Regions from separate parts of the Mus musculus genome. Here region 1 is linked to region 2. Evidence: chromatin loops called from intact Hi-C (ENCODE). Cell type or tissue: left cerebral cortex. All regions are shown on one strand. Links, peaks and the distances in the headings refer to the core of each region. The heading gives the core; the rest is flanking DNA. Region 1 holds the start of Ppp1r14bl (protein phosphatase 1, regulatory inhibitor subunit 14B like). Region 2 has its middle 45 kb from the start of Gm7759.

What was found. Peaks named below come from ENCODE experiments on the same cell type or tissue, not always from the same donor. Only the 100,000 strongest peaks of a DNase experiment are listed, where the experiment ranks them.
Region 1: it touches region 2 in a loop (9-fold over the local background); 2 of 42 quality-filtered maps call a loop at or near these places.

The regions. Positions count from the first base shown.
Region 1 is chr1:23,090,692-23,106,325 of GRCm38, forward strand. Ppp1r14bl (protein phosphatase 1, regulatory inhibitor subunit 14B like) reads right to left here and starts at 11,562. Exons shown (of 1, transcript NM_025746.2): 1 at 9,782-11,562. The coding sequence starts at 11,540. The coding sequence ends at 11,079. In left cerebral cortex, for the core only: a CTCF peak has its summit at 8,022; DNase peaks (open chromatin) are centred at 7,506 and 7,949; H3K27ac peaks cover 920 bases.
Region 2 is chr1:22,935,330-22,950,963 of GRCm38, forward strand. No RefSeq gene overlaps it. Among named protein-coding and RNA genes, the nearest start is that of Gm7759, 45 kb to the left of the region's middle. In left cerebral cortex, for the core only: no CTCF peak of the experiment used is centred there; DNase peaks (open chromatin) are centred at 4,700, 7,465, 8,155, 8,837 and 1 more place; H3K27ac peaks cover 1,284 bases.

The DNA of each region.
Region 1 (15,634 bases), core at 3,870-11,869, 160 kb after region 2:
GACATCACCTGTGAGTAAAATGACAGAAATTTCTCTAAGTAAATAGACCTAAGAAGTCAGCAGGTATAGCCATATTAATATCAGACAAAATAGACTTCAAACAAAAACTCATTAGAAGAGATAGGGAAAGACACAACTCCTTAAATAAAAAACTGATTAAGATAATACTGTAGCTCTAAAAATTTTTGCACCAATAACAAGGGCAACTAAGCTCATAAGAGAAAGACTATTACAACTAAAATCACATATTGACCTTCACACAATGATAGTGTGAGACTTCAATGCCTTACTCCCATCAATAGACAGGTCATTCAGACAAAAATAAACAAAGAATTACTGCAGTCAAATTAAGTCATAAATGAAATGAACCATACAGATATTTGTAGAAAATTTTCCCCAACACAAAAGAATATACTTTCTTCTCTGCAGCTCATAGAACATTCTCCAAGATTGATTATATACTTGGACACAAAGCAAATCTCAACAGATATAAGAAAGCTGAAAAAGCAGCCTACATACTATCAGACCCCAATGGATTACAGCTGCATATCAGCAACAGAAGCAAAAGACAGTATATAAACTCATAAATTTTTTCAGTATAGAAACTGGAAAAATCACTTCTGAATAAAAAAATGGGTCAATACTGAAAGAGAGAAAGGAAGAAAGGAAGATAAAAACGGAAAGAAAGAGAGGAAGGAAGGAAGGAAGGAAGAGAGAGAGGGGGGAAGGAAATTTTTTCAGAATCAAAATAAAATGAAAATACAACATATACAATCTATACTACACAATGAAAGTTCTAAGGGGCAGAGAAACACTTAAAGAAATGTTCACCCTCCTAAGTCATCAGGGAAATTCACATTGAAAGTACTTTTAGATTTCATCTTATGTCAATCAAGACAAGTAACAGCTCACTTGTGCTGGTGAGGATGAGGGGAGAGAAGAACACTCACTAGCTACTGCTGGGAGTACAAATCAGTGTGGCAGCTTCTGAGGGAGCTGGGAATAGATTCACCTCAGCATCCACCTATACTATTCTTAGGCATGTAGCCAAAGGACTCTACATCCTACTTCATGTTCATTGCCGCCCTATTCATAGTAGACAGAAATTAGAAACAGATTAGCCATTTTTCGGCAGATCAATGCATAATGAAAACACGTTACACTCACACCATGGAATATCATTCAGCTGTTAAAAAATGAAACTATGAAATACACAGGTAAATGAAGATAGAAAAAAATGATCCCAAGTGAAGTAACCCAGATCCCAAAAGACACAAATACTATGTGGTTCTTTTCTTATGTGTGGATGTCAGCTTTTAAAATTTCAAACTGTGTGCTAGAACACAAATAACCGCAGAGGTTATTGTTGAGGGGGGAGGATCGTTCAATGAAGGGGAAATAGAATATAGTGTTGTGGAGAGAAAGGGGGAACTAAAATAGAATACTTAAAGAGGGAAATGGGTGAGAAGAGTAAAAGAGAGAATACATGGAGGAATAAATAACATGAACAACTACTTGAGGCGAAGGCTAATACTATAGAAGCTTCTTTAAAATATATGGAAATGTAATTGAGGAAAATATGTAATAAAAATATTTTAAAAAATAACTACATATACAAGGGTGTTTGGAAATAATAAAAATAATATAAATTTAAAAAAATAAAATAAAATATATACATATAGAAATTCCAATGTAGTAACCAAATAATAGGGGAGAGACTGCTCCCAACCAGACATCTTTTTCCACCAAGTAAAGCCTCCAGTACCAGGAATGGGCTACATCCACTGAATCTCCAACCAAAGAAGCCCCATGCTCAGCTATTGCCTAGGCTATTGATTGCTCTCAACTACCTGATGGTAAGGTTGTACTGCTGAAGACAGCACTCAGTTAAGTCACTGAACCCAGAGAATTATAGCTGGTGCCTAAGTAGACGCTTACTGACTAGGATCCATGCCTGATGCTGGAAAGTATAGTTCATGCTACTGGAGGACAGAGGTAGTCACCAATATCACCCATCTACAAACATTGCTGTGTGCAACAGCTACACACTTGCAAGATACACTGTTGCAATAGTAACACAAATGTTATGGGCATAAACAACACTTCTTAATTGGCTGTAAGTCCCAATTGATGACATGGAACTCATGTCTGACACTGCTGAACCTGTGTCTAGATAGGACATGCACCTAGGGGAAAACCTAATTCTATTATTTTGCTCAAGAGACATCTGATCAAATGACTACTAATGACACTCTACTAAGCCTGTAGATCAGTGTCTCTCTCACTCAGCCGTCGTCAGAGAAGCTTCTTGTGGTAAGAAGGAATTAACAGAGAGACAGAGACCCACAACTGGGAAATATGCAGTGTAAGACTTTGGTACACTCAGCCCTAAATGAGATATCTTCACACCCTTCCCCTCAAGGCTTAGGAAATCTATGAGGAAGAGGAGACAGAAAGACTGGTAAATCCCAGAGGTGGTAAATGACTCCAAGGAAACAGTTTCTTCCTGATACAACAGAGCTGATGCATATATCAAATCCTGGAGGCAACGGCAGCACAAACCTGCACAGGTTCAAGTCAGAGCAGAGAGGGGGAAATGGACACGAGCGCCCACCCCTAAGCAAGAACATATCTGCAACTGGCACCAGCTGGCAGAGAAAAGATCAGTTTTCTCCAATAAAGTCACACTGCGTATATCAAACACTCTCTGGGGCTGGCCCCATGCCCTCGAATAATTGGCCCATACAAAATGAACAGTGCTATTTCTGTGAACTTTTTTTTTATAGTGTGCTTTGTTTTGGTATTGGTCTTGGGGGAGAGGGTATTTGTTCTTTTTTATTATTTGTTTTGAGTTTCAAGTATGCATTTTTACTTTTTCGTGTATGTGTTTCTTGTGTTTTTCTGTTCATTTTCATGTTTTTAGAAAGAGAGAAAGGGAGGGAGAGAACAAACAAAAAATTGGCCAGGTATGGCAGTAGGGAGAATGTGGAAGAAGCTGGGAGGGGGAGATGGTCAAAATGTTTTGTATAAATTTATTTTCAATAAAATGACAGAATAAAATAGGATAAATACAGGTAAACTTTGGGCAAATAAAGGAAACAAACAAATAGTTAATAAGCATGTGAAAATATTCAATATTATCAATAGTAAGAAGATGAAACATGAGGCTCACAGGGAGATACTAGTCTACCCATGGGGTGACTGTAATAAAATGTATGTACAGGGTGGATACTAAAAATGATAGAGTGAGACTGGGATGCTCGTGCAGTGCTTGTAAGGTTGTAAAATTATTCAACTACTGTAGAGACATTATTTCACCTTCTTGAAATAATTACAGTAAGTTTATTATGAGTCCCAGTAGTTCTACTCCAAAAAGTTTACCTAGTCAAAGGAGCTAAAAACCACATCTGCACTATTGGGTGTTGGTTGCTTACAGGACTATGATTAAAATGGGTCATCTATGAGAAAAAAATCCCAATATTCATGCAATGGCAAATGTATCTGACAGATATAAACCTCCATCCCATAGCTACTGCTTAGAAATGAAAAGAAATGAAGAAGGAAATGTACAATAGTGCAGAGATTCTGATGATACTACACTGTGGCCAGACACTAAAGGTTACAGGGTATTTGGGGGCAGGCAAGAATAGGAGGCAGTTTGTTGCCCTCATTTGCTTTTGGGTTATGTGATTTCCTCTTATAAAAATGCACTTGGCAGTCTATCTCCAGCACCTACATGTGCACATATACCTCTCTCCAAACAATGTCTCTAGCAAACTCAGAACCCCTTTGTGCCCTATCTGCATTGGGGTACACATATTCTAATCTCAGAACAATAATATACTTCATTGCCTGTGGTAATAATCAAATTGAGACATTTCCTATTAATGTTATTCCCAATGTACCTGGGTATCCAACCTGAATTGCCTTTGTGTACATTTAGTATGAAGGAGAAATTGGAGAAATTGGTAAATAAGGAGAATCTCATATTTACCACCTTATGTCTGTGTGTAACTAGGCGTTGTTATGGGAAGAGATATGCACAACAGGCAAAGGAATGTACAACCTAATTCATCAGGGAAATAAGAACCACTCAAAATATGGCCCCTGGGGAACCAACTCCTCCTCCTTCTGAACCCCCCAAAAGGGAGCCATGAACCATCATCAGGGCTCTTGACTATTCTCTGATGGGCCACTGTCAATCTAGACAATGTAACCCTCTTTAATTTGTACTGTAACTTTACTACAATATGGCCGTGTTGCTCTTTTGCAATTCTAAGGGAAACACCTGGCCCAGACTCTGGTGACCAGTAATGGTTTTGATCCATGTGAACAATATTCCAATAGCAGTAACATAAAAGCCACAAGGAGTTCCTTGGGAGTGAAAGCTGGAAGATGGAACTTAAAAGCAAATGTGTTTGAGGAGTATTGCTGTATTGTAGACACTTTTCCTGTAGCTGTAACAAAACATGTGGTTAAAGAACTCAAGAAAGAGAGGTTTGTTTGAGGTCACAGTTTAAGGGATCAATTGACAATATGAAAATCATGTCTTCAAGAACAAAAGACATTGGCCGCTTTGGTCCTCAACTGAGATACTTGCTTTCTCTGGATTCAGGGTGGGTCTTACCTGTTCTGATAAACATGACAATCTCCCAAGCACACTGAGAGCTGGGTGTCCTCCAGCTGATTCTAAATCCAGTCAACAACCCTTGGTGAGGTAGGGTGTTCTAAAACTGGATTTGTTTGACAAATGCAGAATTATGTAAATTTACCAAAGCTATATAACTTTCGTTTACAAAGTGGAAATTTTTATTACACATAACTTGTAATTTGATCTACTACTCTTAAAAACATATACAACTATGTTCTTTTCCCCTCTAGTTATACAAAAAACAAAAAAACAAAAAACAAACAAACAACAAAGAGAACTTAGGAGTCTATATTTGATCACTTTTTCTCAAGTATAAACAACCCAAAATTTGGAGAGGTTTTTAAATGATTGTTTTTTTCTAGAATATAAAACTATAAGTAAGCAAAATAGAACTGTGAGGCAGATTGCTATCTTCAGCAATTTTACATCACTATGTATCTGTTAAATTATTCAGAGATCTATCACAATCCTATAATGTGGATAGAGACAACAGTCTTGGTTCATTTTAAAATGTGAAAAATATTAAATGAATATTAAATTAAAGGCTTTATCAAAACTCTTAAGACCTCAAATTAGAAGATAAAAATGATTTTCCAGGTCTTGTCTACTCATTGATATTTAAATTCTTCTCTACAACTCTCCTTAAACCCTTTCAAATCTGTCCAGGAAGAACATCCCAGATAACTCGGTATCCCCAAGAGGGAACACTTGTTTACTTTTGCAGAGCACAAACAACTAGAAAGACAAAACAGGGATTCTCTACCTGATGCAGGTGGCACGAGGCATACACCATATCCAGAACTTTTGGATTCAACCATATCACAAGCTTCCAATACCACCACACAAATACTATATATAAACCGATAGCCTAGATCTCAGATACCCAGCTTCTCGTGAAGTATAAATTCTGTGAAAGGGGAAAGAACTGGTCTTCCCTCATTGACTATTGTACTCATCAATGTGCCCAAGAGTTTAATGACAATCTAAATTCATTATGCAAAACTAGATAAGCACACATAAATCATCGGCCAGTTTTCCACCACCTGTATTCCATAACCATGTTCATTGTATGCTGTTCGTTTGAAGAAGACAGAATCCTTTCTTGTCTTTTGTGACATCTAATAAAATTGTGGTGTGATATTTGGTTTTAATGTCAACCTGCCATAAATTAGATTCACCATAGCTGGGAGCCTCAGCCAAAAACTTGGCCTGATTATCTTAATTGATGTGGAAGACCCAATGCTCTGCCGATGGCGGATTTCTTACCCTTTGCTTGTTTGGATTTCTCTCTTATCACCAGGTTGATGTACTCTGTTGCTGCCGAGGCTGTTGCTGCTTTCTCCCTGATACCAGAACCCGTCTTTCCAAGCTTCTATCACTGGCTAAGGACCAGAAGCTTCCCCCAAAACTTCTAACACTGGGGGCAAGACTGGGACAGCTCAAGATCCAGCCTCTTGTACTAAGCGACTACCAGTTTCTCAGCCTCCCAGATGTGATACAACTGTTGTTACTAATTCACAGTAAGCTGACTTAATAAATTCTTTTAGAATATGTACATTCAACCTATTAGTTTTGTTCTTAGAGAACCTGATGTGGTAGCTTGGATGAAAACAGCACCCACAGGCTCATGGGGAGTGTCACTATTGGGAAGTGTGCCCTTATTGGAGTAGGTATGGCCATGTTGTAGGAAGTGTGTCACTGGGGCATGAGGCTATGCTTTCCTCCATGATGACATTGGACCAAACCTCTGAATTGTAAACCAACCCCAGTTGAACGTTTTCCTTTATAGAGTAGCCATGGTCATAGTGCCTCATCACAACAATAAAACCCTAAGACAGCTGGCTAAAATGTTTGTGACAGGGTATGTGTTACAGGAGGTAAATCAGAAACCAGAGATGAATGTAATGATTGGCAGCAATTTCAATGTCATGAATATACATGAGCCTAATACTTGGAACATCGCCTTAAGAAAATCCTGTCTACAGGCAAGTATTGCATTTTAGTATTAGAAATAAACTTTGTGATACTTTTATTGGTTTGCTTAAACATCTACATTGTTAGATACTGGAGAGACAGCTCAGCAGATAGGAGACAGTACTCATTTGCAGAGTGTCTGAGTTTGTTTCTCAGTACTCACATCAATGTCCTCTTCTGGTCTCTCTAGACACCAGGCATACACATGGTGCACATACATATATGCAGGCAAACACTCACACATGCAATTAAAATAAATATTTTCAAAATAGTGTGGGTAACTTTTTAAAATTACTATTACTGATTAGTATATATTATTGTGTCTACTATCAGAGATCTGATGCAAGAAGATCAATACCCAGTAAAGAACACACATGCATATTATCAAAAATTTAGCAGACACTGTACAGCCTAGAAATTGATCTTTGTTACATAGATCCTAAGTTCGGAAGCTGTTATTACATGATTGGGTACCTTAGACGAGTTAAGCCTTCTGTGTGTGTGTGTGTGTGTGTGTGTGTGTGTGTGTGTATGTATTTTAAATAGCAGTTTAAATTCTTGTATTTTAGCCTTTTTTCAAGCTGTAGTTGTACCAGGCAAACAAGCATGGAGTCATTACTCAATGTGCGATAGCATTTGTAAACAGCAATGAGGTGGAAAACTAATTAAATGTGGCTGGAAATTATAAATTAGTTAACGTTACCTCCAAGTTCTCTTGGTGAGTGGTTGAGGTGGGGTAAGCATGGAGAATCTTTAGGGAAAGACTTTTGCCTTTTGTAGAAAATGTGCCTAGGCCTCAAATTGGCAATAAAACAGTGTTTCAGGAACTTGGGCCAAAGCTCTCCTCTTGTTTCTTGGCAAATGTGCATTTGGCTGGTTTCAGAGAGTCTGCACCATTCCTATGTGATGTGTAGAAATTAAATCTGAAACGTTTATCACGTGTATTTATTTGTTAGTGTATGTATGTATAATGTAGGAGGTGGCGAGAGTACAACATATATATGTGGAGGTCAGAGAACAACTTTGGGGAATCTGTTCTCTCCCTCCTCCTTTAGGTGGCTTTTGGGGGTTGAATTCAGGTCTCCCAACTTGCATAACAACCGTTTTTACCTCCTGAGCTACCTCACTAGCCCGGGTTTCAGTTCTTGTTTGGGGAAAACATACTGTATGGGGAAAAGACCTGAGCCAACCTTTTTTATGATTCTATTCTGTTAAAGTATGCTGCAGTTAACTATAACCACTTTCTTTTTTTTTTTTTAAATTTGGAAGGAGTTTTTCACACATGTCCCACAAGGAAAATCCATTTTGAGCTTATGTTGTAACAGATTGTGTAATCCCTGCATCTAAAACACGCCGCAGTCTGCCTACATTTAGGAGGCAAGTATCCATATCCAACCAGCAGTCTTGCTGCAGATTTTACATGGGAATTAGCTCTCATTTCCATCCTTCATCATCCCCCCACTTCCTCAACCCCATTCCAAATTTTTCTTTCCAGAAACTAAGTTTGACCAATTCTTCCACTCCCCACCAACCATATGGCCAAAATCTAATCTGTTTTAACCTAAACCCTGAGCCAATGACACAGAATCTATCACTATAGGTTAGGCTATAGCATCCTGCTTTCTGTCTTTAGAAAAGTGTTCAAGTTAAGGGAAAATAAAGTGAGAGTTGAACTAGGAATTTGGCAACCAAGAAGATTTGACATCCAAATATTTCAAAATATTTTTGCTTGCAGTAGAAATATGCTTTTTCTCTTCAACCTTATCATCACCCCGTTCTTTGATGCCAAACAAGTGATGGAGAAAGAGAGAGAGAGAGAGAGAGAGAGAGAGAGAGAGAGAGAGAGAGAGAGAGAGAGAGAGAGAGAGAGAGAGAAACAGACAGACAGACAGGCAGGCAGGCAGACAGAGACAGACAAAGACAGAGAGTTAAAAGAAACAGCCTTTTCCTACAGGAGGGCAACTGTTTCCTAGGCTAGACATGAGAATAATGAATCTCTAAGCTTTGCCTCTCAAAAGTTCATATGGTGTGAGCTTCAGGGCAGTTAAGGGAAATTTTGGAAGTGGTAGAGGGAAGAAGACATGTCTCTCACTACTTGCCTGATATTTTCGCAACTTTGTGAAAATCCAGCTTCCTTCAAACGGCAAGAAAGACCATCCTGTATGATGTTTTCATTCTGTATAATCCTTTACATTCCCTGCCTCATGAATTCACATCACTGGATTCTATGTCCACATGTCTGCTATGAAGAGACACCATGACCAAGACAACTCTTATAAGGACAACATTCAACTGGGGCTGGCTTACTGGTTCTGAGGTTCAGTCCATTATCATCAAGGCAGGAGCATGCTTACCATGTTGTGTTCAGGCAGGCATGGTGTGAAAGGAGCTGAGCGTTCTGTATCTTGATCTGACTGCAGCCAGGAGAAACTGACTCTTCCTCATGGGGCAGAGCTTCAAAGCCCACCCCCACAGTGATGTGCTTCCTCCAACATGGCTACACCTACTCCAAAAGGCCATACCTCGTAATGATGCCAATTCCCTTGGGCCAAGCATGTTCAAACCACCACACCACACTATACATTGAATAGCTGGAATGATTTTCTATGCCTGTAAACTGCTTGTCCAGGCCTGTTCCTGACCAGATCTTACACAGCAGGTGCTCAGGCTGGAGGGAGGGATTGGTGCCAATGGAAGACAGAATGTGCACTTATCATGAAACTTAACAGGTGTTGGAGCCTCATTTGAAATGAGTGGAAGATGGATTTCAAAAGCTGTCAACACAAGGCCCAATAATCACCTCAAATTACAAACATTTAGAGAGCTCTCTGTCAGCTGAGATGCTCAGATGTCTCCTGAGTGCCTTTTAGGCCCCACTTAATGACAAAGCAAACATCTCTATATATTCCTTTGCTCCAACAAAAAGTGTATAGGGGATGAGACCAGAATGGGGATTGGAAGTTGATAGTGAATATCTTGAAGGGTATGGTAGTTCTGGATGGAGTTTTTCTTTACCTTTTGGTGTCTAGAGAAAAATAAAAGAGAGGCTCTATTTCTCTGCTTCCAAAGTCAAGGCTCCAGATCTGAACACCAATGAATGTAATTATCTATTAGAACAATACCAAGTATTTAATATCATGGATCTTGTTTAACATGTTTCGGCTTATTAATTTTATTTTTAAACAACTGTAAATGTACATTTTTATTACTATCTTCCTTGTCCCCATTCAGTGAAGAAAATGAGCCAAAAGTAACATATTTGTAAGAAAGAGGCAGGGGGGAAACAGAGAAGAAATGGAATCGTAGCTAGCTCTTGGTGTGCTGGAGGTAACTTCTCACTGTATGAGTTGCTTTTATTGTTGCCATTTAACAGGAGCAAAACAGAGGCTTGAAACGGTTATGTGACTTGTCTGGACTTGCTGAGCTAGTGATGAGAACGGAATTCAAACCCAAAGATTTAGGATACCAATTCCCGTGTCTCCATAGCAAGAGGGAAAACAGCTTCAATGTCTTTAAAAGCTCCAGGCTGTGCTGAAACGTTGGTACATTACTAACTCCAGCAAGCCTGGGACGATATCCTGGCTTGAGCACAGGTCCTTGCTGTGGATTGGGAAATGATGGGCCAAGCCTCAAAGCCAGCTGGAGATTACTAGCCAGGCACTGAACTAGGCGAGGCTGCCTGGTGGAAGTTAGGCCTAGCAGGAAGTGCCTTGGAAAAGCTCCGGGTCCTGGAAGGGTCGATTTCTTGGTTCTCCATCCTCTGAGGTGGGAAGGGGTATGACTTGAACTCCCCCTTCAGAGAAAAGAAGGGGTGACAGCAGCCCCAAGTCCTTCGTTCTACGTCCTCCCTCTTCTGCGTGTGTACTTTCTCCCCTGGTCGCATGTCACTAGGCTTTGCTCCCTGAAGACAAGAGTATAACTGTCCTTCAGCATTTTCTACCATCGCGCCATAGACTCATTTTACAAATCTACTCAATTGATAGATCAACCAAACAAATGAAATTAGCATTTTTACGGGTATGATTCGCTTGTTGACAGTCATACTTTTAAAATGTATTACTCCTTAATCCCTAGAGAAATTGGAGGAGGCTTCACTTAGAAAAAGGACCGCACATTGCTGATGATGTCCAACTCAGCAGTTTCAGGTGATGTGACTCACAGAGATCAGGGGAAAAGTATGTTAATTACCAAAGTTACAATTCTCTACTTACGGTCCTAGTATAGTTCTTCGTTTTTAAAGTCCCATCAGTTTAATAACAATTATTTTTAAAAGTAAAATTAAAAAGCCAAAATGGAAAACTGAGGGCGGGGAAGTGGCCCCTAGGCAGGGACAAGAGGATCCCTGCTCATGGCACCAGGCTTGGCTGCAGGGTCTCCCAGTATCGCTATTGCTAGGAGACTGGGGGACAGCGATTGTCCTGCGGGAGCCACGGTCATCCGAGTCAGTACCTTTTTAGTTCTTCAGGGGTATGGTCAGCTTCTGCATGCCCCGGATCCTGTCTAGCAGGTCATTGATGAAGGCCTCAGTGGGTTTGTAACAGTCAACTAACAGCTCCTTGACTCTAGCAGCCCGGGTATCGTCGCTTTCCATGTCTAAGAGTTCGTCCACATCGATCTCGAGCTCTGGGATTTCCTCTTCCTTGCAGTCGTAGAGACCAGTGAGCTGTTCTAAGATCCAGTCGTCCAGGTTGAGGCGCTTCCGTAGCTCCTTGCGGTCGTACTTGACGATGATCTTATCTGGCCTATGTGGCCGTCTCACCTGGTCATCTTTATCCGGGTTGTTCCCGGGGCCAGGGGTTTCGCCTGGGGTCCCAGGGGGACTCTCGAAGTAGACTCGGGGCCCTGTGTTGGCACTGCCTGGCTCGGGGCCTGGATCAGTCAAAGCTGGCCCCCCCGAGGGGCCGCTGTCCGCCATGGCGGCCGCTGGGGCCACGTATGAGCCTGCGCAGCTGCCTCCTGGACCCCACCCCCACTCCTCCTCCCCGGCTGACCACTGGCTCAGGTTGGCTCGTGGCTTCAAGCTCTGGCCCTGGGGAGCAGCTGCCCTAGTGTGGTTCATGATGTTCCCTACTAGGGGGATTGCCAAATGAATACCATAAACGAAGTATAAATGCTATACTGCGTGCAGTTGTTCTTGTTCAACATTATCATCATCATCAACAGTAAGTTATACAAGCTGATAGCAAAAACAGGATGCCATGAGTGTATTCAAAGATCCAGCAAAGACTTTTAAGAATTTAAAAGCATCAAAAACTAAAGGTCAATTTGAAAAAGAGTTTGAGGAGGTAGATAGGTAGGCCCTGGACATCCTATAACTTTCTCAAAAAGTTATGAATGTTAGAGAGTATTAACAGTAGACAAAGAATTGCTGCAGGTTTGAAATAGAAAACTATCAAGAACCCCAATCAGCCTGGATACCTGTGATGGCAAGTCTTGGATTCTGATCAAAAACAGAGAGCACTTCCGTGTTGCTCCTGCATCTGACGCTGCCCACCATGTGGAGTAGGTGGATCAGGTTGCACCCTCAGCCACGGCAGAATTGCTGGGCTGCTGAGTGCTAACATAAAATGGACGTGATTGTACTAGGAACTCTAGGAGGTCCAACACTCTTCTGTCATTCCTATACCTCCCCGAAGCTCATCTCTCACAGTAGTTCTCAGATAGTTTCTGTGTCACACAGTTCTGGTACCCCACAGGCCTGGCCACCATCTCTTCTTTTCTCACGGGCTCATAAAAACCAAGTTCCCTACCTCCTGGAAATCCAGCTTTCCAGATGGCAAAATCCCACACAGAAGGGCTGCAAACAGAACAAGTAACTGTATTATTTAGCAGAATCTCCAGGCCCCATTGTGCTTTTAGAAGCTCCTTACCCAGAAATGTCCTTAGAGCTTTTTCAATACATGTTTGGGCCAGAAATAAAAGAAAACATATTTTGCTGTGTGATTGGGAAGGTCAGCGACCTTGGTCCTATTTCCTTAGACCTGCCTTCCCCTCTCTACTCTCTCAATGTGGACATTAGGAGAATAAATTCTACTTTCCTTGCACAAGGCCTGAAACTCTTTCAGACTCTTGAACATCTTCTCGTGTGATGGACCCCCAACCTGGTCCTCTACTGTGCAGAGACTGATTGGCTGATTAGAATTTCCATGCTGTAACTCTGCAGGTACAAAGGCTAGATACTTTATCTTGGGCTATCTCTAGCCTTCTGGAACAGCTAGTTGTTGCCTACCTCTGTGTTGGAATTAACATCGTGTGACTCATAGATAAAACCATTTAGAACTTTATTAACTTTTTATGCTACTGGCATCCACCAATCTAAAAGCTAAAGATGTCATAAGATAACATCTTAGGCCTATAGGAAATCTTTCTCAACATCCAAACTGAAGAGACAGTCATTGTACAGCCTGGTTACTTCAGTTATCAATAATGGACTGTACACTTGAAAGTCACTGAGAGGACCTACACATGTTCTCAACGTGAGTAAGCATGGAAGTGAGTGCCTGTCAGCTCGCTTGACATTTTATGATGCATATATATTTTTAAAAAATGTTGTGGGTCTGCAACCCTATAGGTGGAACAACAATATGAACTAACCAGTACCTCCCGGAGCTTGTGTCTCTAGCTGCATATGTATCAGAAGATGGCATAGTTAGCCATCAGTGGAAAGAGAGGCCCATTGTTCATGCAAACTTTATATGCCCCAGTACAGGGGAACGCCAGGGCCAAGAAGTGGGAGTGGGGGTAGGGGATTGGGGGGAGGGCTTGGGGGACTTTTGGGGTAGCATTGGAAATGTAAATGAAGAAAATACCTAATTAAAATAAAAAGACAAGATATTTATATTAAAAAAAATGTTGTATCCAATAGCATTGGAAATGTAATTGAGGAAAATACGTAATTAAAAAAAAAAGAGTAATCAGTAAAAAAAAAAAAGAAAAAAATGTTGTATCCAATAAAGATGTGTAATTTTGTATGTCAAGCATGCAGGTGAAGCATATATGAGGCTCTGTGATTGAAATGATTTGAAATACATGGATAGTTAGAATGCTCTCTGCAAATCCCTGAATGGTTTATTTATAACCTATCTTGTACAGTGAGTGGGAAGGGAAAGGAGGAGTAGAAGGAGAGAGGGAGGGAGAGAGGAAGGGAGAGAGAGAGAGAGAGGGAGAGAGAGAGAGAGAGAGAGAGAGAGAGAGAGAGAGAGAGAGAGAGAGAGAGAGAGAGAGAGAGAGATACCTGATCTGAATTGGACTTGTGCTGACTCAGAGCTTCACATTGAACAATGAACAGAAAATGAAAGATAACCATGGAAGGTACATTATCCCTGCCTTCCCAGGCTGGAAGAAAACACCACATGAGACTCTATCTCCCAATGTACAAATTTTTAATACTAATTTTAAGACTTTTTTGTGTGTGGCACTGTGCACCAAAATAACGCTAATTAGTATAAAACCATCCAATTCTATTACAATGGGCACAGTACTTTCAAGTGCTAATAGGGGGTTTGGGAGCCATAAAAAGGAAAAGAAAAGAGGCCATCTCTTTCATGAATTGCTGTGTAGAGATGGCTGCTGCTGGCTCTTTCAGCTCCTTTGTAGGTAATTCAACTGATAAAGAATTAGGCTCTGGCACACACAAAAGAATATCGATGCTACCCAACCTTTATGTAATAGAACATTTAACACTAAAATAAGTTAAGCTGGGAAGGATGCTAGCAAAGCAAGTTACAGGTTTCTGGGAGGAAAAACTTAAGCCAACAGATGCCAATGTGACAGCTGTGAGAATGACCCCTGGGGCTCTTCTCTGCAGAGTCAGCAGGGAAGGACTCCTGCACACCTGAATGAGTCTTCCTTTGGATCAGGAAAGCCAAGGCTTCTACATTGAATCAGGGGTAGAAATTTAACTCCTCCTCAAGTGGACTCCTCTGCATGTGGATAGGAAGATCTCAAGACGATCCATAAGGTCGGGTTATCGGTGTGGCATTTTGGGATAACGGCAATCAGGTTCAAGTAGAATCTGGTCTCAACTCAGAGAATAATTGCTGTTATTTTGAGGCAATTTATTGTGTTGTCTTGGCTTCCCTTTATGGAAAACTGTAGAGACAAATGGAAGATTCCTCCAGGCCTGTCCATATGAAAAAAAGTCTGTCCTGGATCAAAAAAAAAAAAAAAAAGCCTAAGAAGATAAGGAGCCAAGTGGTAAGCCGAAGCTTTGCCGGGGGACAAAGCAAGGGTGGCACGTTTAAAGAGAGCCATTTTAGAGACCAGGAAGAGAATCAACAGGACACAAATAGGAAAAAGTTAAAGAGGTCAACATAAAAGCCATGCTTTCATCCTGTCAATGCAATGTATTCAGTAAGTGTTTGCTTCCTAGATCAGCTGCTTTGACACAGTAGGAGAAAAGCAGGCTGATCCCCGACTCACAACCTTTGAATCCTTGCAAAGCAGACACAGGAAAGGAAATGAGAAACAACATGAGCCACGGGAGATTAAGTTTTCCTGTTAGTTCGCTTTGCTTCTCATGTTTTCTGCAATGAACATGTGTTATATTTCTAATAAAAGTGTGTTTTAACATACAGATGTACATTTATCATGTTGGTTTTACACAACTGCCTTTCAAGAGAGATGGCTACAGCAGATGAACTGTCTGGAAGATCAGATGAAATGGTGTCTAAACACATAACTGTAGCGAATACACTTAAGAGAGACAGGCACGCACATGAGCACCACTTGCTAAAGGAATTTTTTTCTTTCTTTCTTTTCGGAGAAGCTTAAAACCTAAGTCTGCAGCCGGGCGTGGTGGCGCACGCCTTTAATCCCAGCACTCGGGAGGCAGAGGCAGGCGGATTTCTGATTTCGAGGCCACCCTGGTCTACAAAATGAGTTCCAGGACAGCCAGGACTACACAGAGAAACCCTGCCTCAACCACCCCCCACCAAAAAACAAAAACAAAACAAAAACCCCTAAGTCTGCTAAAGTCTCTGAATCTGAGGCCTTTCTACTTCCTGGCAG
Region 2 (15,634 bases), core at 4,136-12,135:
CTTAACTCACCCCCATGGTACTTGGGAAACTTGAGAAAAGGAAAAAGATTCAGCTCCTACTTTTTCACTGCTCGTTGGAGGAGATGTTTCCAGGCTCCTGATTCTGCACAGGAGACTAAAGGAATTCTTTCTTTCCAGACTCCACACTAGGATTTTAGGCAGCACAGCTCATTCTCATTACTCATCCAGAGACCTTTGACTTTGGTGAGGGGAGACCAGAGACAGTGAAATCCAAGCACAGAGCCTTTGATTGGTCAGTTGCCTCCACTCATTTGCTGCATGTGTCCTTACAGCACCAGAAAAAGCCCAGCTTTTCTTTTCTTTACATGTAACAAATCCTTCTGTCTGACCCTGAAGCTGAATCAAGGCATTGGAAAAGCTAAATGGGCTGTCAAATCTGAAGAGTCATGTTTTAGGACAATGAATACCCAAGGATGCTTATAATCTACATTTTTCTCTTTACATTCATTCATTCTATAACAATTTTAATTTCTTGACTACAATTCCTGCAACTGAAATGTGGATCTCAGAAACTGGGGAAATATTCATAGGCAAAAGAGCAGAGATATACAAACAAAGTGCCTTTGTATTATTAGAGTGAACATAGATGATCTTGGTTTAATAACATGAAGATCTGGAAGATTTCTCTCCTTTGTAATTCTTTTAACCGGCTGAGAGTGCTTAGTGTAGAACAGATACCCAGGAGAGCTTTAACATTAGAAATCTAAACACACACACCCAATCCCACCCATCCACACACACACACACACACACACACACACACACAAATTCAACATTTATTGGCAAATCATAATTTCTGCTGCGATCCTGATACTGGAATCTGTTTTGTATAAAGATGTTCAAGGTATTCCCTCTTAGCCAATGACCTCAAAATCTATTAGGAATGGAAAAGCAAAACAAATAGAATAAATATGTATATTTGTAGCATATTAGTATGGGAACCTGCGGCACATAGGTTAATTTTTCTATTGCCTTTGATCCTTCTGAAATATTTTAAACTCAGTGTTGTTGAATGTAGTTGAATTACTTCCAAGCAAAATTGAGGCAAAAAAGTAATTTTTCAGAACTTATAACAAATTACTGTGAATGGTTAACACTTCAAAGATTTTAAGATTCTATCCAAGAAGAGTGCAACATTTCCTTATGTGTTCTCTTTATTAATGTTCTGCGACATTCACATGAATAGTTTCCAAAAGGCGTATTATTATTAAATGTGACCACATACAACTTTCTAAAAATGTTTGTATACTGCGGTGTTTCTTCATGTTTGCTGCTAACCACGCGTGAAGTAACAGGGTGATTCAAATATTGACTTAGCATGTATAAGAGTACTCATTAACTCATACAACCACACATAAATAAATAAATAAATAAATAAATAAATCACATTAAAATTTAGGAAAGTTATACTAGGGTGGGAGCCTAGGAAGTAGTAGATGGACTATCTTTCCTAAAGGAGCCTCTGGCATGAACTTTCCTAGACTGAATGTGCAGTAGGCATTTTGACAAGGATGCTTCAACAAGAGTTGATCTCTGCCTTATACTTAGTTCCTTTGTCTTCCTATTTGTGGTCACACAAATGTGTCACTGGGTTGATCTGATTATTGTCCATTCCCTGAAGACATCTGCTCTGCCACTATGCTAATATATTCATCATGTCCCTGGGGAGTCACAGGAGTCACATGACAATGGGACGTGGACAGTGGGTGACTATCATTGCTGACAATGGGCTTGGCCCAGTTTGGTTAAGCTAGTCCCATGGCCTCCCTTCCTAGGCACCAACTTTCCCATTGTCCTAAATGAGAAGGGTAACAGCTGGCCAATGTGAGGAAGCCAAAATCAGAGCTTTCTATAGGTGCCCTCTGAGGCAGAGTACGGCAAAAGCGTACGAGGGCAGAGAACCCGAGGAACCTCTGTTTCAGATACCATAGACAGATACATTGAGAAAGATGGAAATATAAAATTCTGAAGCTCAGTCTGAGTTATTACAGGGAAACAGAATTGGGACCCACATGAAGAAGACTTGGAGAACAAAATCCATAAAAACAGGACCATGCCAGTGACTGAAACAAAGACCTTTAGAGACACCCCAATAAAAGGGAGACATATTAAGCTAGTATAAAACTTCAGTCTGAAAGAGTATCAAGAATGAAGTGGTAGCAAGAACCCAGTTTCCAAGCAGCATCTGTGATACCAAACACGTGCAAAGCATTGCAACAACTAGAAACACATTGCTTCTTCTTTTCTATCAGAAAAAAAAAAGTTTTGCAAAAGTAAGGCGAGAGATCTTGCAAATTTTTCAGGCTCTAGTCACAAGACTCTCCCAAAATAAGAAATTTGTTTAGGTTTCCATTTGTTTTCACACTTTTCTAATTAAAAACCTGTCCATGTACTGAGACTAAACTTAGACAACAAACACTAATAGAGTAGCTTAGCATTTTAATTTTCAGTGTGAGGCCTGTAAATCTCAGTCTTGATAGGGGGGTGGGGGGTATTGGGATGCTTTATAGTGTATAACACCATCAGAACATTGTTCTGTCAGATATTAAGGAAAAGTAAAACAAAAAGTGACGCCGACACCAGATTGGTGTGCAGTCATAGGTTGCTGTTGCAAACCCTTTCACTCTCCTGTCTACAGAGACTCACAATCAAAAGGGCAGAGAACAAGGCATGCAACATGGAGGTTCAGCAACAAGGGCCATGAGGCACTTTATGAAAAAACGTGATGAGAACTTCACTTTGGCACATCCTCCCTCTACTGGGGTGAAAAACACTCTGACCACCCTTGCTTGGAGCTGAAATCAGGTGAAAGCTCTTGTACCTAAAGACACATACCTAACCTTAAAGAAATGTACATTTCCATAAAGCTATTCAACCAGTATGTCGACTGATAGGTATCAGATTTGCTTGGCTTTGTGTTTTAAATCTGAATTTATCTTTGAAGGTCATACATGAATATTGTAATTACATAATTTCTACCTTTCTTGAATTTTTCTGTTCTGTCCTACTTCCAAATTCATGATGTTTTATCTAATTATTTTACACACACACACACACACACACACACACACACTTAAATAGAGAAAGCCTACTGACCCCCCACTTACCATTACTCCTACTTTAGTACTAAGTGTTCGGTATTGGACAACCAATGGGGTCTTGTCTCAGAGGAAGACTGAATCTCCCTCTCTTGGCAGTTCTTAGTTGCTTATAGCTCTTCATCTACAACAGAGACCCCGTGAAATTTCTTCCATGTGTCTTGGGATGTCAACTGTTATTGGACATGATCAGGTCTTTCTTTAGGCAGCCATGTTTGAGATTTCATGGGTGTAGCTTCCTTGCCATAGCTAGAAGGAACAATAGTGTAGCATATGTCCTGTACCTTCAGATCTTACACATTTCCCCCTCCCCTTTCATAAAGTTGAGTGAGCCTTAAGCATAGAGGTTACGGTGTGTATGTAATTGGGGGCTTTAGGCACACAATTGTTCTTTGCATTTTGACCACCTCTGGCTTTCTAGAATATATCCATCTGATGATTAAAAAAATCTTCTTCGATGTGGGGTAAAAGTAAGAACAAGGATAAGTATTTAGACTGTGGTTATAAATTATAGTGGTTTGGGGAAATAACAGTAAGAGGTGTTCTTCTAGGTTGCAGGATTTCACCAGCTGTGGGTATAGGCACGAATCCCCACCTATTGTGGTGGTCATTTAGTCCAATTAGGTGGCTGTCAGTTACCCTGTAGAAGTAAGCACCAATATTGTACTTTTAGAGATATCTTGCTGTGCTGATCATTGCTGTGGTTCATAGATTTTTACAGCTGGGTTGGACTATTGATTGGTGCTCTCCACTGGCAGCTTGTGTCTCGTCTTCAGCTAGTCCTTTGAGTAGAATTTCCAAACAGTTCCAGCTTGATCCTCCTCAATGTGGTCACAGTGTATGCTTTCTTCAGAAATAGGATCACACCTTCAAGTTCTGGGAGGCAACCAAAGACAGTGGCATTAACCTATATAATTATGAGTTCCTGTTTAACCCAACCAAACAATAGCTCAAATAAAAAAACTTCCATGCCTGGCACTGGGGTATTTGTAAGATAGTCTTTGGCTCATTTATGTCATATATATATACATGCAAACACATTTACTTATATACACACATTTATACATACATATATATCATATCAGTGAATTATTTGGATAACTGGATATGGATAATTTGGAGTGTTTAAATCTATAGTTACCACATAAAATGTTCCTTAAAGATTTTTTTTAGTACGTGTTAGTATAGTATAGTTAGCAGCATGTTTCATATCCACCCCTTTCTCATAGAATTTGTTGTTATTAGGAAATTAACACAGACAGAAATTATTTTTATTATACACAGTTGAGTAAATGTCGATGAGACTGTGAGATGTTTTGTCACCTTGGAATCTTCAAAGGATCTTTGGTTATTCTAGAATGCTTATCATAATCAAAGCCAATGTAGCCAGAGGCAGCCCGTCAAGGGGAGCAAGCTCAGCCTACGAACCACCATCACACCTCCTCACACCACTCTGACGTTCATTTCCATCCCTTCATTTCCTTCCAGGCTATGTGTGGAGGATGCCCTTCTCTGCTAAGTATGTCTCTGGAGATGCCATACTTTCTCTCCCCCTCATCTCTGATGTCATCCCCAGTGGCTCTAGGGAGTGAGGGAGGAAAATGACTCATCCACCATGCTCCTGAATGGGAACCAAAGTCACAAAAGCCATAGAGATGGTGGCAGCAAAAAGTGCAAGGAGAGTGGAGGAGAAGTGTTAAGAAGGAAGTATTTGCATGTGTTGCCAGATCTCATCCTCTCGGTCCTCATGTCGTTGGACGATGGTGCAATGGAATGAGCAGACATACTTGCTTTGGAGTCAGCTCTGGCTGAGACATCTGACAGAATTCTAAAGCATCAATGAGCCTCTTTGGTTTGGGTTTAGGATTTCTTTCTTTCTTTTTTCTTTTTCTTTTTTAATATAGTGTATCAAGCGGAAAAAAATACCAGAGACTCACATCCAGATAAGATAAGCTTATGCGGAAATTAAAGAATTTCACACGAGGCATCTCCTCGGAGAGTTAGTTGCTTGCTTAGACATACACAGGGCATGCCTCTCTACTGGGCAGGTCTACTGAGAGTAACACAGGGTCGTTTTGATTTGAATTTTTCCTGGCGGTCCTGTGAAGGCTTGATGCCCCAGTATAGGGGAAGGTGAGTGTAGGGAGGTGGGGGCGGGTGGGTGGGTGAGGAGCACCTTCATAGAAGCAGGTTAAGGGGGAGTTGGGTAGTGGGTTTGCAGAGGGGAAACTGGAAAAGTTACATTTGAAATGTAAACAAACAAGATAGTCAATTTAAAAGAGAGAGAGAGTAACACAAAAGCAAACAGGAGAGTCACTAAAGAAAGGAGTATCGGAGCAAAAAGGAAGGAGACAGCACAAAGTGCTCAGCAAATGTCCTGCCTTCCTTAGGGTGGCTGTCCGTACTTAACTCCGAGGTGAACAATGGATTTCTGAGATCAGAACATTCTAGACATGAAACAGGAATTACTTACTTATGCCCCTCGCCCACCCACTCTCCCCAAGTACATATCCTCTGGTTTTCATTTTTGTAGACATACAGGTCATTGACTTCCTGGCAGCAGATCGCTAAGACTTTCTTATTATTACCTATAATCTAATTGCTATGAGTACCACTAAACACGAAGTTAATGATGTTCACGCAACCCAGTACAGCTATAGAAAACAGCTTCACTGGACTGCTGAAAAGAAACCCATCTGCTTGAAAATCCATTCTAGCATAATAAGTAAAAAAACTTGGAAAATGTCACTACCTCTGTCTTTGATGGTGAATCCCCTCTACAAAAGGCTAACTTCATTCATCACTGCTTTCAAGTTCACAAGTGCCTTTTCCCAATCTTGTTTCTACCTTGCTGCATCCACATGTACTAATAATGAGGTGGGAAAATCTTCTATCTTCAGGTAGGTTGGAATGTCAAATGATTGGAAGACACATAGCTTTCGATACTGAGCAATAATATGCTTGTGTGTGTGTGCAGGTGTGCTTGTATGTGTGAGCGTGTGTGTGTGTGTGTGCATATGTGTGTGTTTGTGTGTGTGCATGTATGTGTTTGTGTGTGTGCATGTGTGTGCATTTGTGTGCATGTATGTCTATGCGTGTATGTCTGTGTATGTGTGTGTGTGTGTGTGTGTGTGTGTGTGTGTGTGTGTGTGTACATATGTGTTGCTAATAAGCCCAAATAAAGTAGAGTCCTATATTCTAAACTATAGGGTATTCTATAAGAATGGAAAGTTTGAATTATAGCTTAACTAGTAAGTATCTAAATTTCTATAGACTTAATGTTTATTCCTCTTTAAAATCTTCATGGTAATATCTGGTCCCAAAGTAAAGGTGGAGGTGTGATAAAGCCTTCCCCTGCAACAGTTTAGTGCTTTACAAAAATGACCTACATTCCTCCTGCCATGTGAGGCAGAGAGAGAAGATTGTCTATGAGCAGCAAGACATGTCATCTGCTAACACAGTATCAGACTCCTTACCCTCTAGATATTAGAAATAAATTTCCGTTCCTTATAAATGAAAGCTTATGATGTTCAGTGACAGTAGTATAAACTGGTTGAAAAAGAAAACGCTTGCCTAATTATCCTGTAGAATAAATCTCTGCATAATCACTGTATTAATTAGGGTTTCTATTGCTGTGATGAAACACCACAACCAAAAGCAACTTTGGGTGGGGGGGTTCATTTCACTGATATGTCTAGGTAACAGTCCCTCACTAGAGAAGTCAGGGCAGGAACCCAAGCATAGCAAAATTGTGAAGATTGGAGCTAAAACTGAGGCCCCAGAGGACTGCTATTTGCTCTCTTACTCCTCCTAAGGCATGGTTTGAGCAGTCTGTTTTAACATAGCACCTGGGACCACCAACCCAAAGGTGGCACCATACACAGTATGTGTTCTTCCACATCGATCAGTAAGTAAGAAAATGCCCTACAGACTTGCCTGCCTACGCCTGATCTTGTGGAGGTAATTTCTCAGTTGGGGTTCCCTCTGGTCAGAGGACTCTAGCTTGTGTCAAGTTGACATAAACCTAGCCAGCATAACCACCATAATGGGAACACCATGGAGTCTTCTTGTACAGTTGGCAACACCTCTCACAATATTTCCTCAGTGTTCTCTGCAACTTTCAACAACAGCACCCCTTTGAATTATGGAAAGGATAGAAAGGGAGAGGGAAACTTTGGGTCTCACTTAAGTGACTGGAGTCCGCCTCATCCTCTGTGATTCACCCAGATCTGAAGCAATGGGATGATACTGTGTGTCTGCACACTTCGAGTTGTGACGTGCTATTATCTCCCTGCTTATGTAATCGTAAAAGCCCAGATGAAGCCTCACCTCCTCCTCCCCAGATTCTTCCCTGCATGGCCCATTTGGACGTGACAGGGCCCTTCCCTCACATCCTGTAGCATATGTGCCAATATCCTAATTTAGGTATAATTTCTCTATCATAAAACTTTCTCAAATTATCTCTCTGCCCTCTTAACTACACAGAACTAAGCTGCGTGTAACAATCAAATCCAGGTCTCTCATGCAGTACTGCAAACATTAGGAGCTAGGCAATTCTTTACTGTAGGAGCCTGTTGTCCATAGTGCAGGATGCTTAAGGGATTCTTGATGTCTGCTCTCTAGATGCCCATAACACCCTCAGATGTGGCAAAACAAACAACCAAAAGAATCAAACCAAAAAACCCAAACAAGCAAACAACAACAAAATAATTTCCATAATTGCCAAATGTCTCCTGGTAGTTAACACAGCTCTTAGCTAAGAACCACGGATCTACCTTGATATTGAAATATTTCTTAATATCAGTGATTTAAAGATGAATTTATCTGTGACAGCTGGTTTTATCAATTATGTTTCCACACTAAAATAGTGCAAACTGGTTGGCCACACACCTTTTCAGGTGACTGTGACTGTGAGGGCCTTGGGAAAAACACCCCAGCTCAAATCCCTGGGAAACATTCCGGTTCTTTCTTCAGCTCTTCTAAAGTAGTAAAGAAGGGAAACCAACCAGGGTAAGGATGACAAATGTCCTCTGACAATCTACAGTGCAGATATAAAGATTCTGGGGATGACTAATCAGATGAAGCAGTTGGTGGAGGCTGGAGAGGTGGCTCAGCAGTGCTACTGCTCTTACACAGGATATGAGTTCAAATTCCATCAACATAGGTACAAATTCTCATATTCTCATTCTCTCTCTCTCTCTCTCTCTCTCTCTCTCTCTCTCACACACACACACACACACATTAAGCATAAATAAATATTTGTTTTAAAGAACAGTTGTTGACAGCAGCTTCTTCAGAGTGTTGTCACAGCTGGCCCCCAGATTCTGCTCTGCCATTCCTCTGACCTCTGCCTCTGCAGCTATCTTATAGTTACTGCTTCACTCCAGTGTCAAACTCACCCCACACAGAGAACAGGCTTGGACTCCATCATCAATGATGAAATACCACACCGTGAGATGACTTTACCTGTGGTTGGTTTCTGAGCTCAGTCCTTCTCTTATATATTCTAGAACTGAATACTGGTGAAAACCCCAGTACTGGCATAAATGGTGTATCACCCACTAGTGACCTGGATAATGATGGAGGTCCAGGAAATCTGTTGGGCCCTTTGTGAGGGATACATGACCCTGCTTCAGCACTAAGGTCAGAGTCAGCAAGTTATTAGCTTTATCTCACTCTGGAGCTCCAGGCTCCCTGAGCCCCAGGAATGTTTCCACATTCTATTCATAGTGCCCTTCTGTCTGGACACTGCAAACTAACTACATCCCACCAGTTCATCCCTATTCTTAAACACCACAAGAAAGTAGGTCGGCTTGCTGTGGTGTTTCAATTGTAAAGCAGCCTCTAAGACTTTGTAAAGAAGACAAAATGCTTCTTGGGAGGGTAATTATTTCCTAAAGAAGGTACAAGCTCTGCCTTTACCAACCAAATCATTCCATGAACACAAAATTTAAATAGCCATTTGATCTTATTTGCTGAAATTAAGAGGGGGTGATGCTTATCCTTTCTTATTGGATATTTTATTTATTTACATTTCAAATGTTATCCCCCTTCCTGGTAACCCTTCCGGAGCCATCTTATCCCACTTGTCTCCTACCCCTGCTTCTATGAGGGTGCTTACTCAGCTATTAAAAATAATGACTTCACTTAGGCAAATGTATGGAAATAGAAACTATCACACATGGTATGTTGCAGAAAATATTTAAAAAGGCAAGTTCCCACAATACATCCTGCTACTCTCAGCCCTGGTTTTCTGGCCAGTTCTTATCTCATGGAGACCCTCTGACTCAGAGCTCCAAAATCTCTCCACCCAGCTTGCTAGGTTCCCACTAGTGGGTCATTACCATGCCAGCCCCATGCTTCAGAAACCCCCATGGCCTTTGTGGTGCACATCTGGCAATCCCATGCTTTGCCCCTGTACCTTTCTCTCTGGAACCCAGTCGAACTGCCTCATGAAGGAAAGTACCACACAAACTTAGTTCACAAACAATGGTAACTCAATTGCTGGGCACAAGAAGTAGAATTCTAATCTTGCAAGCCATTTTAATTCTAAATCCTCTGTTGGCGAATCCTGGTAGATTCAGCATTTAAACCAGGAAACACTAGTAGTTACATCTTGCCCTCTCACTATTCCCATCCAAAAAGGCCCTAACTCTCTCCTGCTTCCTCTCTTCCCCAGTCCAACCGGGAAGCCCCGCCTACTCACCCAGTGATTGATTCCGGAGTCACCTGAGTATTTGACTCATTCCTCCTTCCAAACAACCCCTCCTGGGAAATCAGAATTAACATAAAAATTCAACAGCACCAGGGCAATCCACAACAATGTATGCACTCACTGATAAGAGGATATTAGCCCAAAATACCCAAGATACAATTCACAGACCATATGAAGAAGCTCAAGAAGAATGAAGACCAAAGTGTGGATGTTTCAGTCCATCTTAGAAGGAGGAGCAAAATACTCAAGGCAGGGAGAGGGTGAGAGGGACTTGGGAGGAATATAGGAGGGGAGGAAAGGGGGGAGGATCAGGTATGTGAGGAGACAGGGATGATGTACAGAGGATCAGGAATTTGAACAGAGGTGTGTAGCAATGGGGGATGGGGAACTGGAGGTAGCCACCAGCAAGTCCCAGATGCCAGGAAAGCAAGAGGATCCCAGGACCCAACTGGAATGAGATTAGCTGAAATGCCCCACAAAGGGGAGGGAGAAGCTGTCAAGATCATATCCAGAAGTAGGCAAGGCCCCCGGTTGGGGGATGGGGTCACCCACTCATCTCCAAATTTTTGTTCCAGAATTGCTCCTGTCTAAAGGAAATATGGAGACAAAACGTGGAGCAGAGAGTGAAGGAAAGTCGATGCTTATCTTAATCACCACTTTAAGGTAGGCTGGAAAAGGCCAGGACCTTACATGTGATATTTTTCCATATGTCTTTTTTCTCTTGTCTTTCCTTTTTGAGATTATAATATAATTGCATCCTTTCTCCCCCTCCTGCCTCCAAACCTTTCCTATACACTTCACATCTTTTGTACAGAGAATATCTTATGTCTGCATGAATGTGGCACCTGTCAATAATAAATCTGATGGCCTATGACTTAGGCAGAAAGTAGAAGGTAGAACATCCAGGAGGCATAAAGAGTTCTTCATGAAGCAAGGCACAGGAGATTCACCCAGGAAGATGTGACAAGACAGACACATGGTACCTGAGCACAGGTAACCAGCCATGTGGCAGAATGCAGATTAGAACAAATGTGTTAATATAAGTTACTATCTAATCAGAGAAGAGTCTACCTGTATGGCTGAGATATTTGTAAATATATTTTGAGTATAAGTCTTATTTCTTGAAGTATGGGCTAGGAGGCAAAGTCAGACCAAACTTCTACATCTCTTTCACATTCATGGCCTCATTTTTAAAATCAACTATTATGTGCACATAAATGTGTATGTATATACATATGCATTCTCCTAAGCTTAGTCTGTGTAATGTTACTTGTATGTTTTCAGGGATGGCCATTTGATGTTGGATAACCAGTTGGTGTGCTCCTTCCTGGGGAAGAGTACTTCTATCTCTGTCGGCATTTCGTATTTTTCTGTAATTCTTTGTGTATGATTTAGGCCTCACTGCCTTTCCTCTGTCATTTTGGGTCATCTATTGTTCTCACCCTTGTTCAGCTCATGTTTAGTCATGTTGGTGAGACTTTATGGATGTAGTTTCTGATTTTACTAGAAAACACAGTCTCGCAGGAAATTCCCAGATCTTCTGACTCATACAATCTTCCACCTGGGTAGAATGTGTATTTCTTGGATTGTGGGTAGAATATCTGTAGGTACCTCTTAAGTCCTATTGATGCATGATGTCAAGTAATGCTAATGTTTCTCTTTATTTTTTCTCCAAATGACCTGTGTATTGAAGAATGAGTTATGGAAAACACTTCCTATTGATGGATGAGGCTATGCTGTATCTTTAATTCAGTAGTAGTTTTTTTTAATTAAATTGGTTCCCCCAGAATTTGGTGCACATATATTTATAAGGCCTTCTTTGTTAACTGTTCACTTGATTCAAAAGAAGTATCCCTCTCTTCTGATTAGTTTAGATTTGGAGTCTACATTGTCAGATATTAGGATAGCAGCACCTTCCTGCTTCCTAATCTCATTTGATCGGAGTTCTCTGGTCCGACCTTTTTTTTTTTTTTTTCCATTTTTTATTAGGTATTTAGCTCATTTACATTTCCAATGCTATACCAAAAGTCCCCCATATCCACCCACCCCCACTCCCCTGCCCACCCACTCCCCCTTTTTGGCCCTGGTATTCCCCTGTACTGGGGCATATAAAGTTTGCAAGTCCAATGGGCCTCTCTTTCCAGTGATGGCCGACTAGGCCATCTTTTGATACATATGCAGCTAGAGTCAAGAGCTCCGGGGTATTGGTTAGTTCATAATGTTGTTCCACCTATAGGGTTGCAGATCCCTTTAGCTCCTTGGCTACTTTCTCTAGCTCCTCCATTGGGAGCCCTATGATCCATCCATTAGCTGACTGTGAGCATCCACTTCTGTGTTTGCTGGGCCCCGGCATAGTCTCACAAGAGACAGCTACATCTGCGTCCTTTCAATAAAATCTTGCTAGTGTATGCAATGGTGTCAGCGTTTGGATGCTGATTATGGGGTGGATCCCTGGCTATGGCAGTCTCTACATGGTCCATCCTTTCATCTCAGCTCCAAACTCCGTCTCTGTAACTCCTTCCATGGGTGTTTTGTTCCCAAATCTAAGGAGGGGCATAGTGTCCACACTTCAGTCTTCATTCTCCTTGAGTTTCATGTGTTTTACTTTAAGATGAAACCTAACTTTAAAACTGAGAAGCATTTCTTATAGACAACAAATAGATGGATTTTTGCTTCTTGATTCATTCAGTCAGCTGAGTCTTATGATTGGAGAATTGGGGTCATTAATATTTTAGGAAAGTTTTTTTTTCTATGTTTTTAAAGATCTGGTCTATGTTATTGACTTTAGATTCTTCTTCATTTATGCTTATAATTTGAAGGTTTCTTTGGGTTTTCAGAGGTTGTTTTTAACAATAACCCATATTCTGTGTGCTCCCCCAATCTCTCTCTTTCTCTCTCTCCCTCCCTCCTTCCCTCCCTCTCTCTCGGTCTGCCTGTCTCCGTGTGTGTGTGTGTGTGTGTGTGTGTGTGTGTGTGTGTGTGTGTTTAATTTTTAATATTCCAAGCTTATTTGGTCTGCATTCTCTGTGCTGATATTTTTCTTTGAATTTCCTAATTGAGTTACTGGGTTTTTCAATTCCATCTTCATTTCACCCTAAGTTTTTTCCAATGTTTCTGTCTCCTAACTGAATTCTATCTCAAGTCCTGGACTGTCCTTGTTATCTTATTGGTCACATGCCTGTGTTCTTATGGCCATCACTCAGGCATTTATTCTCTTTAAGTTCTCTTTAAGTTCTCTCTTTAAGTTCCTCTCCTTAAATTCATTGAGGTTTTTCTTTGTGTCTTCTTTAAACTCTTTTAATTCTTTGATTGAGTTTATGATTGCTCTTATAAATTCTGTATCCTGTCATTCATCTTGGTAAAACTCATTGGCAAACATTTGTACTGGAAGAAGAGAAGATAATGGCTTGATCTTTCATAGTGCTCACATTTGTGCAATGAGATCAGCGCAGGTGAACTTGCTTTGTTAGTTCTAAGTCGTATATTGTCAGGGAAGAGGAAGAAGCACCTGCTCCAGCAGACCCCCTCTAGAGGCTAGAAATGGTTTGGATGAAAAGAAGTCAGGAGGGGATTGAGCTATTGCACAGGATGTGATTCCTGGTCCAAGCCTGGAAAGTGGGCTTAGATCTGGCTGAATGGGATCTTTAGATGTCCTGTGGGCCCATGAGTTGGGAGATAGATAGGGAGGGTCCTGATAGAAGCCAGGGATCCATCCCATAATTAACCTCCAAATGATGACACCATTGCATACACTAGCAAGTGTTTGTTGCAAGTACTGTGATATAGCTGTCTCTTGTGAGACTAGGCCGGGGCCTAGCAAACACAGAAGTGGATGCTCACAGTCAACTATTGGATGGATCACAGGGCCCCCAATGGAGGAGCTAGAGAAAGTATCCAAGGAGCTAAAGAGATCTGCAACCCTATAGGTGGAACAACATTGTGAACTAACCAGTACCCCGGAGCTCTTGACTCTAGCTGCATATGTATCAAAAGATGGCCTAGTCGGCTATCACTGGAAAGAGAGGCCCATTGGACATGCAAATTTTATACGCCCCAGTACAGGGGAACTCCAGGGCCAAAAAAAATGGGAATGGGTGGGTAGGGGAATGGGGGGGGGAGGGTGTGGGAGACTTTTGGGATAGCATTGGAAATGTAATTGAGGGAAATATGTAATAAAAAAAAAAAAGAAGAAGCCAGTTCAAGGCTAGCTGGGGCATGAGACACTGTTTAAAACAAGCAATAGGAAACAAAAAAAGAATGCCTGAATATGTAAATAAAATTGCATTTAAAAATCTATCACCTCCCTTTTGTTAATTTGTCTTCTGTTTTGTTAATTTGCCTCAGCCTTGCTCCTACTCTTCACTGGCGCTCATTGCTCCTAAATGTCATCAGTCAAAAGAAAAGACAAGGTTTTGAGCCAATCCACTCACAGTGATTGTCCTTCTGTGCATCTCCCCTGTGCTAATAGAAGCAATGTAGCTGCCTGAGAGACCGGGACCTTCAAGTTAATATCCACCCCCAAGTTCATCTCAGATAGCAGAAAGAAACCCCAGAGTTTAGACTATTATGATCAGTCAGGCTTGCAGGGAAGAAAGGGAGCCTTTTGTTTACTCCATAAGTATCTTATTGGTACTACAGAGCAATTGTGATAAAAACTGCATGGTACTGGTATAGAGACAGACAAGTAGACCAATGGAATAGAATTGAAGACCCAGAAATGAACCCACACACCTATGGTCACTTGATCTTCGACAAGGGAGCTAAAACCATCCAGTGGAAGAAAGACAGCATTTTCAACAATTGGTGCTGGCACAACTGGTGGTTATCATGTAGAAGAATGCGAATCAATCCATACTTATCTCCTTGTACTAAGGTCAAATCTAAGTGGATCAAGGAACTTCACATAAAACCAGAGACACTGAAACTTAAAGAGGAGAAAGTGGGGGAAAGCTTTGAAGATATGGGCACAGGGGAAAAATTCCTGAACAGAACAGCAATGGCTTGTGCTGTAAGATCGAGAATTGACAAATGGGACCTAATGAAACTCCAAAGTTTCTGCAAGGCAAAAGACACTGTCAATAAGACACAAAGACCACCAACAGATTGGGAAAGGATCTTTACCTATCCTAAATCAGATAGGGGACTAATATCCAACATATATAAAGAACTCAAGAAGGTGGACTTCAGAAAATCGAATAACCCCATTAAAAAATGGGGCTCAGAACTGAACAAAGAATTCTCACCTGAGGAATACCGAATGGCAGAGAAGCACCTGAAAAAATGTTCAACATCCTTAATCATCAGGGAAATGCAAATCAAAACAACCCTGAGATTCCACCTCACACCAGTCAGAATGGCGAAGATCAAAAATTCAGGTGACAGCAGATGCTGGCGTGGATGTGGAGAAAGAGGAACACTCCTCCATTGTTGGTGGGATTGCAGGCTTGTACAACCACTCTGGAAATCCGTCTGGCGGTTCCTCAGAAAATTGGACATAGTACTACCGGAGGATCCAGCAATACCTCTTCTGGGCATATATCCAGAAGATGCCCCAACTGGTAAGAAGGACACATGCTCCACTATGTTCATAGCAGCCTTATTTATAATAGCCAGAAGCTGGAAAGAACCCAGATGCCCCTCAACAGAGGAATGGATACAGAAAATGTGGTACATCTACACAATGGAGTACTACTCAGCTATTAAAAAGAATGAATTTATGAAATTCCTATGCAAATGGATGGACCTGGAGGGCATCATCCTGAGTGAGGTAACACATTCACAAAGGAACTCACACAATATG